Regions from separate parts of the Homo sapiens genome. Here regions 1 and 2 are each linked to region 3. A link is a contact called in ENCODE Hi-C data. All regions are on one chromosome and are shown on one strand. The core of a region is the stretch at or near the end of the contact, and the rest is flanking DNA. Distances in the headings are between cores, read along the strand shown.

Evidence for each region. Hi-C counts contacts between places; a loop is a spot of excess contacts on that map. Pooled maps may share reads with other maps.
Region 1: a pooled map shows a loop between it and region 3 (4-fold over the local background). The contact joins the enhancer-like site here to the promoter of RHOG in region 3. A Hi-C loop is called at or near these places in 5 of 50 pooled maps.
Region 2: a loop to region 3 is called in a pooled map, with 15 times the contacts of the local background. The contact joins the promoter of TIMM10B here to the promoter of RHOG in region 3. A Hi-C loop is called at or near these places in 7 of 50 pooled maps.

The regions. Positions count from the first base shown.
Region 1 is chr11:6,744,285-6,749,228 of GRCh38, reverse strand. It overlaps the pseudogene GVINP2. Among named protein-coding and RNA genes, the nearest start is that of OR2AG2, 25 kb to the left of the region's middle. RefSeq lists an enhancer at 2,551-2,740. Within about 2 kb of position 2,693, at least 11 of the 41 ENCODE cell types and tissues checked have a DNase peak (open chromatin) inside an H3K27ac peak, as active enhancers do.
Region 2 is chr11:6,479,712-6,484,270 of GRCh38, reverse strand. It overlaps TIMM10B (translocase of inner mitochondrial membrane 10B), which reads right to left and starts at 2,770. Exons shown (of 3, transcript NM_012192.4): 1 at 2,716-2,770; 2 at 2,419-2,514; 3 at 1-2,226. The coding sequence starts at 2,754. The coding sequence ends at 2,050. ARFIP2 (ARF interacting protein 2) reads left to right here and starts at 2,940. Exons shown (of 8, transcript NM_001376558.2): 1 at 2,940-3,040; 2 at 3,808-3,948; 3 at 4,203-4,299. The coding sequence starts at 3,850. RefSeq lists enhancers at 2,662-2,711, 3,192-3,311, 2,148-3,347.
Region 3 is chr11:3,838,789-3,843,632 of GRCh38, reverse strand. RHOG (ras homolog family member G) reads left to right here and starts at 2,674. Exons shown (of 2, transcript NM_001665.4): 1 at 2,674-2,739. RefSeq lists silencers at 1,734-1,783, 1,824-2,093, 2,444-2,493, 2,544-2,933 and an enhancer at 4,334-4,533.

The DNA of each region.
Region 1 (4,944 bases), core at 1,444-3,943, 2.9 Mb before region 3:
TGCTCTCTTGAATGCCCTGTGCATTTCTTTAGAATTCTCTGTTGCTCACTGGAATAAACACAAGCATAAGCTGATAATATATTTATTTTTAAATGTGTATCTTTCCTGAGTAGATGCAGGTTTCACTTCTTCCTCTGTTGTCTTTAGAATTTTCTGGATGTATTTGGATTGTAATCACATTGCTTTTTCCAAATATTGTTAATAGTTTTATTAAATCTTGAAACAATATGATCAGTAGTCATATTCATGAACTCTTTCTCAAGGACGATTAATGTCATTTACCTGTAATTTTTTTCTGACTATTAATGTCATTGAGAAAGAGTTCATGAATATGACTACTGATCACATTGTTTCAAAATTGTTACATTTCTTATTCATTTTGACATATTTGTCATAATTGATTTGAAACTTCTCTGCAGAATTTCTTGTTAGTATGTCCATGACATCCATCTCATGTTTTAAATACTCTGAAAGGATGTTTTCAGAATCCAAATCAGTGTCAGGCTCTGTGACTTTAGGAAGAGTTGTGGACACATCACAGACCCTTTTTTTCCGACATTGATTGAATTTCTCATGTAAGTCTTCCTCACTCAACTTTTTAGCCTTTACAATTAAAAACAATTTTCGGCTCCTTTCCAATAGTTTGTTTTTATAATCTCTCTTTTTCTTATCCAGTCTTTCTTAAATTTTTTAAAAAACGAATAAGTTCATTGGCTTTTCTTTTGCTGTCTGAAAGAAGTTGCTCTTTAAGGATTATTAGCTTATTTTCAAAATTGAACTCATTTTTCAAAATTTAACTTATGTTTCCATTGAACTTATATTTTATTCTCTGGGTCTTCATTAAAATGTGTTTCAAGTTCTTGCTTGATGGCTTCATATTCTTCTGTAACTGGAGCCTCAAATATGCTTGTTTCGAGTGTCTGAATTTTTCTTTTCTGAATCTGGTTGGTCAGCTGGTTCCGTTAGCCAAACACATGATTCTTCAGCTCCCAGGTCCAGTGGGGTTACACATGGTTTCCAGTTTGCTCATGGCCATGACTTCTTGGATGTTCCTGAAATGAAAAATAAAGTTCTCATGCACCAGAGCTCTCCACACCTTTCACATGTGTGCTAGACATCATTGTGGGTGTTCTCAATATTGATGGGCTTTTTAGTTGTCAAGGTGAGTTGCAATTTGATAGCCTAATTTTGGCACTTCCTCTTACATAGAATCAGTTGGAGAAATTTCTATCCAACTAGAAATATGTCAAATTAAGAACAGGAACAATGAATATCATTCTTATTACTGCTATGCAAACTGTGAATATTTATAACTTCTCTGGTCTTTGTCAATATAAATTTCTCCTCAGAAGGAGACTTTTAAGGTTCTTGGACTTCAAAAACTGCTACCTTGCCCAATGGAAATAACATAACTTCAAAAATAATCCTGCAATTCTGAATGCTTGCCTTATTAAGAATTTATTGCATCTATCTTAAATTTATAATTGATATATCTGTGTTCTTAAATGGTGTGGATACTTAAAAATATCAAATCAGAAGTGTGTTTTTGACCTTTCTTCTTAAAATGCAAAGAACAAATAAATGACTGTTACTCTCTTAGTGCTTGTGTTTAATAAAGAACTTGAGTTTTAGAAATTTAAATCACTGGAGGGATGTAGAAAAAGAGCCTCAGATGTTGCAAAAAAAATTGCTCACACACAGAAGTCACATGTTACCTTAGTGGGCTTCATTTTTCTCACTGTCAGGGCAGGAACAGATGGGAATTTTGATAAAAGAATCACTGAAATTGAGTGTTTCCTCTTTTTTCTGTAAAGCTCTGAGTTTATCGTGCGTCTGGGCCTAATCACTATTCACCCCATTTAATTAAGAAACTATGAAATGTTAATTCAGTATAAAGGGCTATTATCCTCAGAGGTGAAAGGCAAATAAGGGAGCTGTTTTGCAGGCATCTCTGTCCATCAGAGATAAGAAAAATGAGAGCTTTCGTTTAGATGGGCAGTTGCAGAGGCAACCATGGTTTCTTCTCTGTTAGACCACATAGTGTCATGGGAAGAAAGCTAGACTTAGAGTTCTCTGTCTGCTTCTTACTACCTGTGTGATCTTGGGTTTGTCATCTATCTCCTGTGATTATTTTTCTTTTTCCTATCTTGAAAATGGCCATTACCAAAACCATTTCTCATTAAGATGATCAACTGACATATTTTAGTTTTCTATTGCTGCATAACAAATTACCACAAACTTAGAGGTTTGAAATGGCACACATTTATTATTTTGTAGTTTCTGTAACCAGAAGTCCAGGTAAAGTACAGCTATGTTCTCTACTTTAGGATGTCACCAGATTGTAATCTAGTGTTGACTGAGATCATGGTCTCATCGAGGATTTGACTGGAGCTCTGGTTTGAGTGTTTGTCTGTTCTCAATTAATGTTGAAATTTGGTTCCTATTGTGGGGGTGTTAGAAGATGGAGCTTTTGGGAGGTGAGAGGGCCATGAGAGTTCTTGCCTCATAGATAGTATTAATGCTGTTATAAAAGGGTGATTTCAGCCCTCTTTTGCCTGTTTGCTCTTCTGCCATGTAAGGACATGGTGGTCCCAATGTAAACATGGTCCAGTTCCCATATGAACATGGTGTTCGCAAGAAAGCATAAACAGGCTTCCTTTCAATCAGCAGATTTAGAAACAAAAAACAAATACGAAAGTAAAACCTTACAGCAGGAAGTTTTGCACTGCTCTGAGGATAAACTCAGTTTCCTGTCTCACATAAGGGGCCAAAGCCTGGGGTGAAGCTGTACGTCGGCAGCCCCAGCCCCAGAAAAGGAACCTACTCTCCATGCACGTCTCTCTGGAGCAACCTGAAGACAGGATCTTGGCCTCAGGACAGGTAGGTAAAGAACAGAGGAAATAGAGCAGACAGAGAGATACAGCAACAGACCCAGAAACTAAAGTAGAAAGAGAAATTGATGTAAATAAACATAGGGAGCAGTCAGACACAGGGAGATTAAGACATGCTGGGAATACAAATGTGGATTTGGCATTGTCATTAATAGAGCATACTAATGTCCAATATGTGGCATTTAAGGGAAGAGAGTGAGCCAGATGGTAGGAAAAGGAAAAAGACTGGTTCCAAAAAGCTACAAATCTGGGAGAAGAAGGAGTATATAATTGAAACAGACAAAAAACATTTTGGTAACTTTTGTTATCAAATAAAAACAAACACATTTTTAGGTAAAGAGAGACTTTATTCACAAGGATCATTGCAACAAGAGGAAGGAGAGTATTGCAATAGAGAAAACCATCCAACCACAAGAGCTACAAGCATCTCAAAGACCAGAGAGAAAAAGATTTCCTTTTATGGTGAAGGATCAACAAAGCTAGAAAGATATCAGTATGGGGACAGGAAGATCACCATGAAATGTTTTACCCAAGGTCAGCTGATTCTTAGGAGGGTTGTATGCTGGGTCAGAAGAAGGATAGATCAAAACTCACGAGCATGGAAGAGGAAGAGAAATTTAACTGATATTCGGTCAAGTTAATAATCACTTTGTTTCTACTGTCCAGTGAGGATAAACAGTTCAGCTAATCTTTTATGAAGCTGAGAATGAGAATTTAAAGAGTCTGTGTCTGGCCTATCATAAAAAAAAAGACACATATGCCTTATCTAAGTCATATGGGGAGGGGTGGTTTTTTGTAATAATCCCTTTCTCAGAACACAAAAAAAGTGGATGGATTTCTTTAACCATAACTGTTTTCCAGGAACAAAGGGCTCAAGTAAAAAAGTTTCATGTTGTTAATTTGACTCATTTGAATAATAGCTAGTATTGCAAACACAGAAAAGAGAGTTGCTAACTTGACCTGGAAAATTAATGAAGCTTCACAAATAAAGAGAAACATGAACTAGGTCAGGAGTGTAAAATCCTAGGGAGAGAAAGTAGGGAAGGGTTCATATAGTGAAATATGCAAAGTCAAGAAACATCTTGAGGTCCTTGAGGTGGAGGGAAGATGGCTGATGTGGCATTTAAGGGAAGAGAGTGACCCAGATGGTAGGAAAAGGGAAAAGAGTGGTTGTAAAAAGGAATTACAGAGGTTAATTGCTGCCACATTATGAGGGGTCTTAACGGCCAGGGTCACGTAGTTTTCATTGTATCATAAACGAATGTAGGATTTCAAAAGTTTGTAAACAAAGAAGTAAATGATTTAAATACGATTTTCAGGATGGAATGTAGAAAATGGATCACAAGAGGAGTGAGAAAATAGATTCAAGGGCTACTCTCACAGAATAGGCAAATAGGGCACACTAATGTCCAATATGTAATGGGTATTCAACAGGAAGCAAAATTATGGGGGAAGAACTAGGAAAACGAAGCTTCCACGACATAAAAGTTTCCTGCTTCACCATTTCACCATCAAAACTGGGTGGATTTCCTTTATCAAAAATTTTCCTAGAAGAAGATGTGGCCAAAGGGCTAGAGCCAGGAATTTAGGATGAGTTTTTAATTGAATAAACCTTTCTACATAGTTAATCCAACAAGTCCAAAGAACAACTCCTAATCCAAAGGAATAGTAAGATATAGGGTAGGTGTCAGAGTCTGAGGCAAACTAAAATTTGGTAGAAACTAGAAAAGACAAGAAGGGCCTAAAGCATCACATAGTTAACAGCAGAGATACATCTCCTCAAAGAGGTACGCTCTAAGCACAAAATCTAAAGTAGTCTCAAGTGACCTTTAATCCCATTACTTCCTTATTTCTTTCTTAGCACTTAAAAAACTCTGAAAATGTTATCTACTTATTCATACATTTACAAGTTCATAATCCTTCCTCTATTAAAATGTGAATTCTGTAAGGGTAGGGATCTAATCTATTCATCAGTCAACCCACAGCACCTAGAACTTTTTTCAACACACTGAAAGCCCTCAATAAACATGTATGAAGGCTGGGCACGATGGCT
Region 2 (4,559 bases), core at 1,521-4,020, 2.6 Mb before region 3:
AATACAAAAACAAAATTAGCTGGGCGTGGTGGCGCATGCCTGTAATCCCAGCTACTCGAGAGGCTGAGGCAGGAGAACTGCTTGAACCCGGGTGGCGGAGGTTGCAGTGAGCCTAGATCGCTCCACTGCACTCCAGCCTGGGTGACAGAGCGAGACTCTGTCTCAAAAAAAAAAAAAAGAAGCTGTGTATAAATGTTTGCACGAAATCTGCAGAATGTGCCTTCTGGCACATTCTGGATTCTTGCTTCCTCATCTGTTAAGTGAGGTTAATACCTCTTACTTATAGTTGTTGTAAAGATTAATATAAAGCATGACATCTACCAAAATCAGAACCTACACAAAGTGTGTGCTCAATAAATACTATCTTAAGAGGCAGCCTGCTGTGTAAAATGAACATGGACTTTAAAGTCAGATCTGCACTTTAATACCGGGTCTGCTACTTGAGAATTTCAATTTTCTGCTCTGTAGATAGGATAGAACATCTGCTTTGTAGGTAGTTGTAAGAAGTTTTAAAATTATTACTGTGGAAACCAATGTCTAAGAGCTTCAATTTCTCTAAAAAAGGAAACAGGGTCACCTGATGAGGGTGGGGTATGGGATTAAGGACAGCAGTAGAGGTGTAAAATAACTGCCATGGTAATTAGAGAAGGAAATGGACCAGGAACCCATAAAGGTGTGTGTTGGTGTGACTGCGTGTTGGTGTGAGGACTTGGCTGAGGTTGGAGGCCTTGAATATTTAGTGGCATTCATTACACAACTGTTTTTCTCTAGCAGTTTGAATGAAGGAATGGAAAAGACAGAATAAGTGGAATGATACAAAAAGATGGCCAATGGTGGCAAGAAAATGGGGTGATGGAATGATATGCTATCCAGGCTGCTGAATACAGAAGTAAATTACACAAAGTTGGGGGGCGGGGGAGGCAATAATGAGAAAAGAATGGAGAGGCTGGAATTAGAAATCACAGAATGTACTCAATGGGACCAATGTGGGGCAGATGATAGAAAGCTGGATTTAGGAGTTTCTAGACGAGCAGTGAAACATTAACGTAGCATTAAAGAAGTCCCGAAGATTTAGTTTTATCCCTTTTTATCATAACCATTGCCATCTACTTCTCCCTTCAGTTTCTCTTCCTCGGATTTGGCTGCATTGCAGAATATGGTCCCCAGCTCTCTCCCTTCCTGATTGCCCGTGAAGACAACCACACAGACCTTTGTTCAAAGGTTTTACTGCTCATCCTGAGAAGACTGTACATACTAAGAAAGTAACAACCTGGGGAAATGGCTGAAGTTCCAAAAGACTCCAGACTTCTTACAGGTTTCATCTCTCTTCTGTGGCCACTAACTTCCCAAGGAGGCAGTGCCCAAAAGCCCTGTGGTTTTTTGATCCGTTGTACTTCGATAGCTCCTCCTTTCCCTAGATCCAGCAGAACTCTAGACATGTAAGACATAGTTCACAAAACAACAGTTATGAACCAACAAATACTTGGCTCACGGTTATGAGCCACTGAAGTCAGTCAGACTTAAGGACAACTAGACAGAGCTCCCATTTTCTGTCATCTGGGCAGGAACCAATCTCCTGTTGTATAAAATGACCTTCTGGTACTTTCTGGAATCTTGCTTCCTCATCTGTTAAGTGAGGCTAATACCGCTTACTCATAGTTTTGTTGTGAAGATGAACTAAGAGCATGACATATTACCCGTTTTAAAATTGTACACACAGACCCTGCTTTAACCAGATGCCTGCAAATGCTCAGGTTTTCCTTCTACATATAGAAAACAATTTCTCAGCTGCCAGGGCTGAAGCCAGCAGATATGCACTAAACGACAGAACAACGGATTGTGCCAATAAAGTAGGCAAAGCTTCCTTGCCCAGAATATAAATCAAACTGAGTAAAAACTGGGTATATTGGCTCCAGGAAAAGGAGCAAGGACACCCAGCTTTCAGGCAACCTCGAATTCTCTCTGTTTAGGATTCACCAACCCCAAGGTCCACCGGGTCCTTCAATCTGAGGGTCCATCCAAGGCCTTCCTTCCTGGGGTTGGGTATGGCTAGCTGCCTGATGGAGAGACCCCAGGCTGTTCAGCAGCAACGCCTGGCACAGCCGAGGCAGCCTCGTAGTCTGCGATGCGGCGCTGTACCAGGGCAGGCATGAGCTGCACGTAAGCGGCCATGAGGCGGTGGTTGGAATGGATCAGCTTCCCAGCACAGCTGTGCAGACAGGCCTCCTAGAAGGAAGATAGGGTTTAAGTGGAGGATAAAGGTGCCCTGTCGGGTCCGCCTCCTTTCTTCCCCATGCCCAGCCTAGGGGTGAGGGTCGTGGGAAGGCCAGGGCCAGAGGTACGGGAAGTGGGGTGAGGAGGGAAGCAGTCTACCGCTAAACTCTTCTTGCAGCGTAACCTCCCTACACAGTTCCCCACCTCCTCAGCGTCCAGAGCTCGGTGGTGCAAGCTGGGCACACAGCGCTGGAAGCAGAGTTCTGTCATCCGATTGTAGACCAACAGGAAGTCACGCAGCTGAGAGAAAAGGGGGACCACAAACTCAGCGATAAGGGCCCCACACTTCTAGTCAAGGTCGCGCCGCCCAAAGTTTCCCAGGCCCGCGCGCCATAGCCCGAAGTTTCCAGCCCTCAAATCCCTGGCCCTGTGGGGTTCCCGCGATGTGTGCAGGAATGCGAGCTGAACGTCTGGCCTCGAAACGACTTAGTTCTCACTTACGTTTCGCAGTTGCTGTTGCTGCTGCTGCTGCCGCTCCATCACGCCACCGGCGCATGCCGTACGCCACTTCCGTTTCAGCTTCTCGGTGCCGCCCCGGAAGTAACCTCTCGCTGATCTCGAGAGCTAGCTCGAGTATCGCCCTGCCCTGGCTGCGACGTCAGCTCCGCCCTTATAATCTGCGACGTGGCCGGCTTCTTCTGCCCGGAGAGGACGTCATTTCCGCCGAGTCCCTGACCTGCTGCTAGGATCGCGACGGGAACTGGAGCCCGAGGTCCCCGCGCGGCCCGGGCCTGGCGCCCTGAGGGGAAGAGCGGCCCGGCCCGAGGTGAGAGGAACATGCTTGGGCGACGGGAAGTTGAACGCACAAACCTGTCCAGAGGGCAAGATGCCCCGAGCCCCGGGGAAGGATGAGGACACACCTGATGTCCAGGTGTATGGGGGTGGGGGCGGGGACTCACACACCTGGGAGACATAACTGACTGTGGAAGGGTCACCGATATCCTGGGAGAGAGAGGCTTTTACCAGAGACTGGGAACATACACCCACTGATCTAACTAAGGCCTGGTGGGGAGGGCCCGAGGAAGACGAGGTGTATGAGACGGAGGAGGGGAGACCCCCTGAAGGAAGGGGGAAGAAACGCTAAAGGAATGTGAAAGGCCAAGCAATGGAGAACAAACCTGAATAGGGGGGTGAAGACCTGAGCCCTGGAAAGGGTTCATCTCCTCAGCATAAACACGCCTGCATGGAGATAAGTTCTAAGAGAGCAGACTTTCCCTCTTCACTGTTGTATTTTCATTGTCACAAATAGTGCCTGACACATAGTAGGCACTCACTAAATGTCTGCTGAATGAGTGTAGAAATAATCACCAGAGTCCTGGTGAGGTTGGGGGCTTGTGAGAAGACACCGTGCTTTGGTGTGCCTGTTTCAAATGTGCGTTTTGGAGGGGAGAAATACATATATCTGAAGAAAGGAATGATGGCCAAACGCTGGGACACTCAAACCCTGGGACAGCCTTTAAAGAAATGACAGAGGAGGCCTCCTTCTTCTAGAGTGCTGGCCAGTGTCCAGAACTTCTGTGTTGGGCTTTGCAGGGTGCTGGGGTGGAGAGTTTTACTCCAATACCTTTCCTAGCCATGACGGACGGGATCCTAGGGAAGGCAGCCACAATGGAGATCCCTATCCACGGGAACGGCGAAGCCAGGCAGCTTCCTGAAGATGATGGGCTGGAGCAGGTGCTTCTGTTTGATTCTTCTAATTGTTTCAATTTAGGAATCCAATTTATAAATCCTAGGTTCTCACCCTCCATTCCAGTAGCCTTCCCCTGACTTATCTGACTCCCTTCATTCTTTTTACGTATCATTTTGATTCTGTGCAGACTTCCCTTGTGTACTATCTTTATGATGCTTGAATCCAAACTTGTTCCCACCTCCAAAATGCTTCTGCAGCCCCTATGTTCCTGAAGCAACCCCTCTTCTCTGGCCTATAGGACCTCCAGCAGGTGATGGTGTCAGGACCCAACCTCAATGAAACCAGCATTGTGTCTGGTGGCTATGGGGGCTCTGGTGATGGACTCATCCCCACAGGTATGAATGTTCAGAAACAGGAATCTTGGGTGGAGGAGGGGACAGGAATGGTTTGGGGAAGCATAGGATATGTCTAGGAAAGCTTGAATTATGTCTGGAGATCTTGGGAACTTCTGCTTGTAGGAACCTCATGGACTCTCCTCAGCCCAAAAGCAACTCCCAGCGTTGTCCATCCATTTCCCTTTTGCCACTTAGCCCCTGAAATGGCTCATTTGTCCTTTCCCTGCCACCACCTGAGTCAAGTTAAGACCTGCTTCACA
Region 3 (4,844 bases), core at 1,425-3,924:
GAACACATATCAGAAACATTTCTTCTGGAGCTGGATGTGGTGGTGTGTGCCTGTAGTCCTAGCTACTTGAAAGGCTGAGGTGGGAGGATGACTCGAGCCCAGGAGTTCCAGGACAGCCTAGGCAACATAGTGAGAGTCCCATCTAAAAAAAAACAACAAACAAACCAGAAAAAACTTTTGTGCTGGGACATAATCTTTAATGGCGTCATAGAAGCTGCTTTAGCGTATGGTGTTCCTCTGAACCCTGTCATTTCTGGGGCTCACAATCCTTTCTTTATTCATGAAATACCAAGCACCCCAATGTCAAGTGGTCCCAATGGTGTATGGATGGGAATGAGAATTTCCCCTTGTGCCTCCTGCTCTCATGTCCTCCACAAAGAGGAGTTTGTCTGAAGGGCTACAGGGACCAGACCGAAGAGGAGACAAGAGACCCAAACACTGCCTGGCAGGTCAGGGGAGGCTTCTAGAGAAGGATCTTTGAGAAAGACTTCATCCACACAGTCATTCACCAGCCTGAATCTGATAAAGCCTCTGTTTTTGAGGATGATACAGTAGCCACCAGCTACACATGCTATTGACCACTTGAAATGTTTCCAGCCAAATTGAGACAAATTGTAAGTATAAAATACACACCGCATTTCAAAGACTTGGTACAAGAAAAGAATGCAAAATATCCAGTTAATTTTTATAACCAGTAATTTTTATGTTGATTACCATGCTAAAAGATAATATTTTGAGGCCGGGCGCAGTGGCTCATGCCTGTAATCCCAGCACTTTGGGAGGTTGAGGCGGGCAGATCACGAGGTGAGGAGTTCAAGACCAGCCTGGCCAACATGGTGAAATCCTATCTCCATTAAAAATACAAATATAAGCCAGGCATGGTGGCACGTGCCTGTAATCCCAGCTACTTGGGAGACTGAGGCAGGAGAATCATTTGAACCCAGGAGGCGGAGGTTGCAGTGAGCAGAGACCGCGCCACTGCAGTCCAGCCTGGTGACAGAGCGAGACTCCATCTCCAAAAAAAAAAAAAAAAAAAAAAAAAAGATAATACTTTGGCTATGGCTAAGTCAAATATAGTTAAAATTCATTTCGTTTCTTTTTACTTTTTTTGAAATGTCATTAATAGACAGTTTTAAATTACTTACGTGGTTCCTATTTATTTTTTTAAAAATATAAGTAGGCTGGGTGTGGTGGCTGACGCCTGTAATCTCAGCACTTTGGGAGGCCAAGGCAGGTGGATCAACTGAGATCAGTAGTTCGAGACCAGCGTGGCCAACAGGGTGAAACCCCGTCCCTACTAGAAATACGAAAATTAGCCGGGTGTGGTGACATGCACCTGTAACCCCAGCTACTCGAGAGACTGAGGCAGGATAACTGCATGAACCTGGGAGGCAGAGATTGCAGTGAGCCGAGATCGTGCCACTGCACCCCAGCCTGGGTGACATCGTGAGACTGTCAAAAAATATGTGTGTGTTTGTGTTTATAGAGACAAGGTTTCACCATCTCTGTAATTACAGGCAGACGCCACCGCGCCAGACTCTTAGGGTATGATATTTTTAAAAGATATTTGTTTAGTGTTTGAGATACGCATTGACAACAGGTCTTTTACACCCATTCTCATGTTATCTTCAAAACTACGGGGTGAAATATAATTATTCTATTTTACCAAAGACAGATTTGAGGCTCAGAAAGGTTAAGCTATTTATTCCTGGAATCAATCCGTTTATTTGAAAAGCTTCTGGAAGACAGGGATCCTGTCTTAAACGCTGTGTTTCTTCACAGCACCTAGCACTTAGCTCTCTCCACGTGGTAGGCGCTCAGAAACTTTGTGCTGAACGAAGGATATGGATTCTCAAGTCAAAGCTCCGAGCGCAAAGCCAGGGAGCGAAGCACCAGAGGGCGCCCATGAGCCCGCCCACCCGCGGGTCGCCGGGGCCCAAGCTGGACCTCAGGCCTGGGTGCGGCTCTTCAGCCCCAAGCAGCTGCGCGCCCCAGCAGAACAGGGGGCGAGGGGGCGAGGGAAGCCCCAAGTCCTCCGTCCGCCCCGCCCCCTCCCCAGAGCCAGGCCTCGCAGGGCTGCACGGTGCTGAATGACGACTCGACATCCTGTTTTTGGGGCCCGCGGCTCCGCCTGCGCCTCTGCTGATCTTGTCTTTCCCTTGGGTGCTGACGCCAGCTCCTCTTCCCCCCGAGTCTCCCCACCCTCCCCAGGGGTCTGGGGCCTTCCCACTGCTGAATCACCACCACCTCGCACTCCCCCGGGGCTCAGGGCAGGGGCGGGGACTGCCCCAGCCTCGGCCACCACTCTATCCCTGGGGTTGACTGAAGGGACCAGGCCCAGGGGCGCCTTTCTCAGCATCTTCCCGCGGAGGCTGGTGGGGGCGGGATGGGGGGAAGAGGACGAACGCCTAGCGCCCAGGGTAGGGCCTCCAGGGGTAGGGTGGCCAGGAGGAGGCGGAGAGACTTGACCTTGGGAGGCCTGACTTACTGACCGCAGGGGCAGCGGACTGGGAGGGGAACGTGGCAAGCCCGGGACTGGGCCGGGGGCGAGGCTGGGGGCGGGCCGGGGCTGGAGAGGGGGAGATCGGCCCTCGGACTTCCTGGTCGGGCCCCGCCCCGGCCCGCCCCGCCTCGCCGGCCCGCCCCCCCCACTTCCTCCGGCCTCCCGCTCTCACTTCCTTCTCGAGCCCGGAGCCGCTGCCGCCGCCCCCAGCTCCCCCGCCTCGGGGAGGGCACCAGGTGAGGCCCGGCCGGGGCTGGCGGGTAGGGGTCCGGGGGAGGAGAGCCCGGCCGGCCCAGGACTCGGCGCGGGCGCCGGCTCATGAGTTTGCTGGCGGAGGCCGCGGGCGGGAGCTTCTCGGTTCAGTCCAAGTAGGGCGGGCGCGGCCGGCCGGGCGGGGCGGGAACGGGGCCACTGCGAGCCGGCGGAGGCTCGGCGAGGGTGGCTTCCCGGCGGCTGTACCGCCTCTAGGGAGCCGAGAGGGACCCCTGAGGTCGGAGGGTCCCGGGCTCCAAGATAAGTGTCTCTGAAGTGGAAGAGCTCAGAGCTGGGAGATCGGACGCAGGTGGGGTGTCCTCAGAAGTTGGTGGGGGGGGTGTTGAGAAGTGCGTGAGGGGAGAGGGCTTCTGGGCTGGAAAAGGCGCTCCCTCTGCTCTGGCAGTTGTGACACTTGGGGTGAGAGGGGCGGTGTCTGGGGCCTCCGAAAGCTCTCTCCCTGTCAGATGGATGCTAATACAGACCCACACTCGGTCTGCAGCCCCAAGGCCCTCTGCACTCAGGAGGACCCGGGTTGGGTGGGGGAGCCCCGCCGACCCCAGTCGTTGTCTGTATGTCTGTTTTCCTGAGTCCCGACCTTACCTGGAGCCAAGCAGTAGGTATTTAGTGAGCAGACGCTGTTCCTAGCTGACCAGAGCCTGGCCTTGCTCTTTTGGGAGTAACTTGGTCTTGCCCTGTAACTGGAAGTGGAAGGACTCTCATTCAGAGGTACTGATAGTCCCTGACAAGTTTTTGTTGTGTCTTTTGGGGACAATTGAGAACCATCTCCTAGTGTTCCTCTTCATTCTTAGTCCCTGAATTATACACATGCTCCTGTCGTCTCCCTCCACACCTTCTTTAGTTTCTACCCACAAATCCGCCATCACTCTCTTCTCATCCCTTCCAGTCTCTTTTCCTCCAAACATACGGTCATACCTAGGCCTTGACCTGTCTTCACCTACCCTGCCCCATGTTCGTCTTGGTCCTCTGCAACCTGCCCCATCCCTTCCCTTCCCAGCTCTGGCACCCACACACATGCACCTCCTGGTTTCTTCCATCACCCCTCATTCCTTTTGAACCCTCAGCCTGTCACCCTCTCTGTATCCTTCCCTCCCACCCACTTATCTCCAGCTTTGGAATCAGTTGTTGAAGACTTAGTGAGTTCTAGAGTCTTTTCAAACCTCCCTAGCTTGGAGAGGCAGTCTGCAGCCTCCCAGTGATAGAGACGGATTAAAGAGCTGGAAAGCCTGTGTGTGTGTGTGTGTGTGTGTGTGTTTGCGTGTGTGTTCGCACGCGCGTGTCTGTGTATCTACATCTTCATCTCTTAGAGATGGATTAAAGAGATGGAAAGCCTGTGTGTGTGTGTGTGTGTGTGTGTGTGTGTGTGTGTGTTCGCGCGCGCGTGTCTGTGTGACTACATCTTTATCTCTTACAGACAAAATAACTGCCCTCAGCCTTGAGAGGGCCCAGAGCAAGGGAAGCCAGCAGAATGAAGGGAACCTGCAGTGAGTGAGGTTGTGGTTAGGCAGGAGGAAGCCGTTTGTAGCAGTCAGGGTAGGGTGACACAGGAATAAGACTTGTAAGAGAGGCCGTGGGAAATCAAAATCACCCCAACCCGTGGTGCTTGACCAAGAGGCCAGGCCTAGAAGCCGGAAGACAGCCTGAAGGTCCCTGACTCCATTACCTACTAGTTCCAGCATCACCTGGTGGAAAGAATGGGACCAGCTTGGGTGTGATGGAAATAAAGGGAGGAGGCAAATGCAGGATTCTGGAGGAAAGACTGCAGCTGGTCTAACTTCGGACTTAAGAAGCGGCGGAGGCAAAAGTGTCTGCTCCTTTCCTGCTACCTTCTGGGGCCTGCCTAGGCTGGGTACCCGCATGCCCTGATCTGCATCAGGGCCTTAGTGACCAGGAAGCCCTCTGGAGTTCTACTGACCCCTCTGCCTTCAGGCATCCTTAATACTCCCCATCTCACCTAGGACCCTATTCCTTCTCAGGAATTCCTCCCAAATTTAACTTCAGTCCATCCTGGCTATGGAGGCTCTTGTTTCCACTCTAGAGCTCCATCCTCAAGCTTTTGGGGTGCATC